2 separate regions of the Mus musculus genome follow, and region 2 is linked to region 1. Evidence: chromatin loops called from intact Hi-C (ENCODE). Cell type or tissue: left cerebral cortex. All regions are shown on one strand. Each heading gives the region's core, and the rest is flanking DNA. Links, peaks and the distances in the headings are about the cores only. Region 1 overlaps N4bp1 (NEDD4 binding protein 1). Region 2 holds the start of Lonp2 (lon peptidase 2, peroxisomal).

Region 1 (2,907 bases), core at 146-2,645:
GCGCTGCTGGAGCGGAGCCGCGGGCGCATCGAGGCTCTGTTCGGGGTGGGCTTGGCCGTGCTCGGCGCCCTCGGGGCGGAGGAGCCGCTGCCCGCGCGTATCTGGCTGCAACTCCGCGGCGCGCAGGAGGCGGTGCACAGCGCCAAGGTGAGTCCGGCCTGGCTCGCACGGGCCGCGCGCGGGGCGCTCGGAGCGGGTCCGTCCTGGGAGCCTCGGGGTCCCTGTTTGTAAAGGGCGCTGCGAAAGCATCTCCCTGACTGGTCCCTCGCGAAGTGCGCAGAACGCAGAGCCATCAGGCCCCGGAGCACGCGCGCTGAGCGGGCTCGCGCTCCCTCCGTCCGCTGGTCCCTTGGATGTGCGCAAGGCTCGATGCTCCTGGTTGGTCTTCACCCTCCAGGCCGCCACTCCAGGGCTTCTAAACCCTTTGGGAATCTTAGGCCTGAACCTCTAGGAAATCAGGAAGGGAACGCATGTAATGACCAGACGCTTCAGAGGTAGAATATTTGGTAGCTGCGTTAAAAATATTATTCCTGTAGTGTTGGTGTTCTACGATTAAATGATGGTTGTTACACTTCTGACATTCCGCCGAGTACCACAAAAGGAATACGCAGGCTTTAAAAATCCGGCGAATACGTTTTGATAGGGCTTGTTCCTTCTATTAAATGAACAACTGGAGAAACTGAAACTAAGCGGTGACTCACCTTGTGTATAATCAGTATTTCAGATTCAGCACCGCCATCAGCCCCTCCCCCTTGTCAGAAAACAGCAAAATTTGACCGCGGAGGCGCTTATGCCTCTAAAATCTCATTGAGTCAGTGAAATAGCCAGGTTAGTCGACAGGTTGCCAGGAGAACGGGCAATTTAATTGCTTCTATGCAAGAGAGTCCTCCAAGCCGTGGGTGGGAGAAGGCTGAAGGTGTATTGTATAGCATCTTAAGCTCCCGGGGAGGAGTAGGAAGTTGAGGAATAAGGTATTGTTTCCTCTTTGGTGTTTCGAGGGTCAGATCTGGGAACTTAGGAGAATGCCCCTCTCTGCCCCTCTTGGTTTGAAGTCACCAATGTCTTAAAGCCCCCTGTTTGGAGCTTCCTGAACATCTTCTACCCACCTTTTCCCAAACTCTTCCACCTATCAGGCACCAGAATTTGTTTCTAGAAACCACATGGGCGATGTTTTGTTTTTGTTTTTTTAAAGATTTATTTATTTATGTATGTGAGTACACTGTAGCTGTCTTCAGACACACCAGATGAAGTTGTCAGATGCCTTTATAGATGGTTGTGAGCCACCATATGGGTGCTGGGAATTGAACTCAGGATCTCTGGAAGAGCAGTCAGTGCTTTAAACCGCTGAGCCATCTCTCCAGCCCCAGCGATGCTTGTTAAACAGTTCAGCTCTGGGGAGACTTTCTTTTTCTATCCTACATCACAAATTTCACATTACTCTTTAAGAGGTTGTAGCTCCAGGTGTCGATTTAATTTAAAAAAAGAAATGTTTACCATGTGTAGGCTGTAAGGTGCTTATTTGTGTGATTCTTGACAGTGTGGGGGTTGAACCTGTTGGTGTTGGACCAAGTTGGTTCCCCTGTGCTTAGCTCCTTGCGCCGCCCACTCTCTTACTACCCAGAGCTAAAACATGCCTGAGGCTTGTCACTTTTAAGTGTCCACCAGGCACTCACCCCTCTCCTCTCCCTGGCCTTCGCCTTGGTTAAGACCTTTGCTTCTGCTGGAGTCCCTTCCAGCTTGGCTGCTTCTCATTCCCTGCCTCTGGGCTCCTGGTTCACTCTCTATTCAAAGTCAGCCTTCTTCAAAAACTCCTTCTTGCACCCTGGAACCTGGTAGGGACTTCCTGTCAGTCTGAACTCTCGGAACTGTGTGAGACAAGCTTGCTGTGGTGACTGGCTGGCCTTGGATCACTGGTCCTTCTGCCCCTAGGTTACAGGCATCTTGTTTATAATGGCTCTGGTAGCCGCTCTCTTAGACTTTCACAGCAGGCTACTCTCTCCTGTCCTGGCTGTGTTTTGGACCCTTCCTGCTGCCGCTTTTTTTGAGGACACCCCAGAGGTGGAAGATGCTTCCCTCGGTTTACAGGAAAGCCATGCCTCCACCAGTCCTTCCACCCCGGTTCTCTCTGTCTGTCAGTGCCACAAAGCTTGACACAGCTGATGGGAAGGGTGTGACGTATGGTGTATTGGTAATAGTAATGTCACCTGCCAGCTTATCTTAATCTTAACATGTATTACTCATAATGTAACCTTCCCGCCTAAAAGAAATCCCTTTTCCTTTCCCTTGAGATTTATGGTAGGAGTTGACTGCAACACTCACCGGCAGTTTGTTTTACTTTTTACTTTTTACTTTTTTTTTTTTTTTTTTTTTTTTGAGGAAAAGAAAACTATTAACTTGGTGTAAGTAGAAATGTCACTGAAGGGAAAATACAGCAAAGAAAAGTTTAGCCAGGTGGTCATGGTGGAACTTACCATAGTCCCAGAACTCTGGAGGCCAAGGCATGAAGGTGGTGGTGTGAGGCCAGCCTAGGCGACACAGAGGAACCCAGCCTCACAAGCCAAAGTTTTTCTTCTTGGAAGTGCAGGGGACCAAGGCCAGAGCCTTGTACCTGCTAGGTAGACGCTTCTGTGGAGCTGCACCCCCAGCCCGGCACATGTTGCGCTTGCCTCTTTAACCTCTCATAAAATAAGGGAACGAGGGCCCAGCTCAGTGGTAGAGTGCTTTGAAACTTCAATCCTGGTGCCAAAAAAGAAAACGGGAGTGTGTGCTGCTGCTGGTGGGGTAACTGCCCTGGCTCTCAGAATCCAGTTTTCTGTTACAGCTGTGAGAATGGCCTGTGAATCAGCCAAGCCTCCAGTAATCAGAGGGAGGCAGTGGGAGCTACTGTGAGAGCGATAATGCCTGCGG
Region 2 (2,907 bases), core at 304-2,803, 260 kb after region 1:
CAGAGAAACCCTGTCTCGAAAAAGAAAAAGGAAATTCACGTTTTCTCAAACTATAGTGTGCACTGTACATTTATGACACATTTAGGGTGACCAACTGCCTTGAGCTGCCTAGAATTGACAGCCTTTCTGGGCACACATGCACTCTAGTGTTAAAACTCATATTAGAGCATGCACACTTCAAGTGCTCTATACGCACAATCACTGTGCAGTCCAGGGAAGCATGGGGCAAACCAGTCTGCACAGATGGACCTTCAAGACACACCTAAGAGACATGGGAAATCACAGGGGAAGAGTCAGACGCAGGTGAAATCTACCACCCAAGTCAACGAACCAGAGCCGGGACACAGGGCTATCCAGTGACATCCCCCGGGCCTAAGATAAAAATGCCAGGAAGGAGCAAAGGTGAGCCTAGAGGCTGGGAAGACTGTAGTGGGAGACCCCAAGGAAAATGCTAACAGGAATGGCCCTTCATGAAGGGGAGGCCGTCGGGGAATAGAGAAAATAGGTAACAACATGTAAAACAAAGCACCCAAAAGTTAACTGCGTAGTTTAGGCATGAGCAGGAAAAAGAAAGAAAGAAAGAGAGAGAGAGAGAGAGAGAGAGAGAGAGAGAGAGAGAGAGATAGATAGATAGATAGATAGATCTAGATTTATAATGTTTCAGCTGGAGAACATGACCGGAGGTTGACTGAAAGAAAGGGGACAGGGTGAAAGGTGGTATGGGGGAGGGGCCCGGGCGCTGGGCGGTGAAGAAGGCTATGTAGGACACGAATTCACATCAGATAAGCACCAGCAACAGGCAGCAAATGAACTGCACAGAGTTTCCACCCGTGTCAGGCATTGCTCCGTGACTGATCCGGCTCACTAACGGTCACTGGCGAAAAGCGTCCCTCCCACTTTTCACGCTGGGGAGACTTGAGCCACAACTCCGCTCACAGGCCGCCGGGGCGCGAGTCCCGGAGGGCCTCCCTCCGAGTGCCCGGCGGGCCTACCTGTGCAATGGTGGCAGGTCCTGCGTGTCGCTGGCCGGGTCGGGTGTGTTGGGGATGACTCCTAGAATGGTGCTCTGCAACGACGTGCCCTTGAGCAAGCGGCTCCGCACCAGCTGCAAGTTGCGGGCCGTGTCCACACTTGTGCGCATAGTGGAGCCAGGCAGCAACACACTCTCGTGGGTCAACAGCAGCGGAAGGCGGCTGGGGATCTGGATGGGGCTCACGGAGGACATGGCCACTGGTCGTCAACACCAGAGGTGTCAGGAGGACTCCCAAGTACGAACTCTACACTTCCTTCGCCGAACGCACCGCAGCCGTCACTCGACGGCCCGCCCCCAGGCCTGAGTGCCGCCGCTTCCGGCACCGCCCCTTCCCCAGGCTCCGGTCCCCAGGCCTGCCGCCGCTTCCGGCCCCGCCCCTTCTCCAGGCTCCCAGACTTCTGCCCGGACGCTTCGGACTCGCCCCCGGGCCATGTGCTGCTGTTTCCGGGCCCGCCCACAACCCTTCCGGAGGCCGCAGCGGCTAAGCCTTCCGGTCTGTCACTCTCCCCCCCCCCCCCCCCCCAAAGCTAAAGCGTAGCGGCTTCTGGCTCCGCCCCTAGACCCAAACCCCTCAATTTCTGGCTGCATCCCCAGGCTGGTCCCTACATTAAACACCTCCGCTCCCCGCTAGCCCAGAGATACCCAATTTCTGTCGCTTCGCTCAGCCCTTCTCTCTGAACCAGTGATGCCAGACGACAAGCAAACCTGGTGCACAGACAGCATGAACAGTGCCTGCATTTAAATTCGGAAGGAATGTTGAGAAGGACGGTGTGCACTAGACATTTTTAAACCTTTTTATTGAATAGATTTTATATTTTAACAAGTATCCTATACCTCTCACTCGGTTTTCCCTATTATGTTGCATAACCATGGTTCACATAACCCAGGAAATTAGTATTACCATTACCTAATCCATAGACCTTCTCCCAAGCTGGTGGGTTTTACTATCGTCCTTAATTTTTCACTTTGTTTATCTCCTGGATCTCTTAAGTCTGTGATATTGCTTCCATCTTTGCTTTATTTTATTAGTATTTTAAACAGATACTTTTAAAAAAGGGGCATTCAATTATTTGTAGAAGGTCACAATTTGGATGATAGATTCTAGGTTGTGGTCTGAGTCACTGAGGTCTAGAGGGAGGGTGAACTGGTAGGTGATGATCTTGGTTGTGACACACTCATCAAGTATGCATTGTGTAGATATCTTGAGATAGACTTTGGGAGTAATATAAAGAAAAAATATATACAATAACTTACCTTTTTATTAAGAGTCTTATCTGGAGAGTAGAGGACTTATACTCTGAGATTCCTGGTGTCTTTTTAAAAATGGTACTTGGGATTGGACCAAGGGCTCTGAACATGGTAGGTATTTTATGAGGAAACTATGACCATCTTAAAAACCTTGGGGCATATTTTTTAAAAAAACTTTATTTATTTTTATCATGCATACATATCCTAAAAGCAACAAGTGTTTTGTGTGCATACTAATGTCTGGACTTATTTTTGTTTAATAAATTAATTTTTTGATTTTATTATTTTCTTGGTCTCCTAGGACAGGGTCTTAACTGAGTCACACATATGGCCAAAGAAAAAGAGTCATTCCAGGATGATATATGGCCTTGCAGGCAGCCAAGAGGTCTAGCCTCTTGTAGACTGAACCCCAAACAGCTGTGCAGAACCATGTAATTGTCACACAAAAGTTGTTTTTAGAGTAAAACAGGAACTTCATACCAAAACCCAGGTCTAATCTGTGTGTTTCTTGAAGGAGCACCAAAACCTTGCAACTTCAATTCTTACTGTCTACTGTTTGCTGTACCCGACTATGCAAGCTGTTTCATGTTTGTCAGGGCCTTCTTGTGACTAAACTCACTGTTTTC

Evidence for each region. Hi-C counts contacts between places; a loop is a spot of excess contacts. Peaks named below come from ENCODE experiments on the same cell type or tissue, not always from the same donor. Only the 100,000 strongest peaks of a DNase experiment are listed, where the experiment ranks them.
Region 2: it touches region 1 in a loop (9-fold over the local background); 7 of 42 quality-filtered maps call a loop at or near these places.

What each region holds. Positions count from the first base shown.
Region 1 is chr8:86,882,062-86,884,968 of GRCm38, reverse strand. N4bp1 (NEDD4 binding protein 1) reads left to right here. Exons shown (of 7, transcript NM_030563.2): 1 at 1-147. Among named protein-coding and RNA genes, the nearest start is that of N4bp1, 1.7 kb to the left of the region's middle. In left cerebral cortex, for the core only: no CTCF peak of the experiment used is centred there; DNase peaks (open chromatin) are centred at 194, 731 and 1,591; H3K4me3 peaks cover 1,813 bases; H3K27ac peaks cover 779 bases.
Region 2 is chr8:86,622,502-86,625,408 of GRCm38, reverse strand. It overlaps Lonp2 (lon peptidase 2, peroxisomal), which reads right to left and starts at 1,366. Exons shown (of 15, transcript NM_025827.3): 1 at 993-1,366. The coding sequence starts at 1,225. In left cerebral cortex, for the core only: no CTCF peak of the experiment used is centred there; a DNase peak (open chromatin) is centred at 1,422; H3K4me3 peaks cover 1,887 bases; H3K27ac peaks cover 1,217 bases.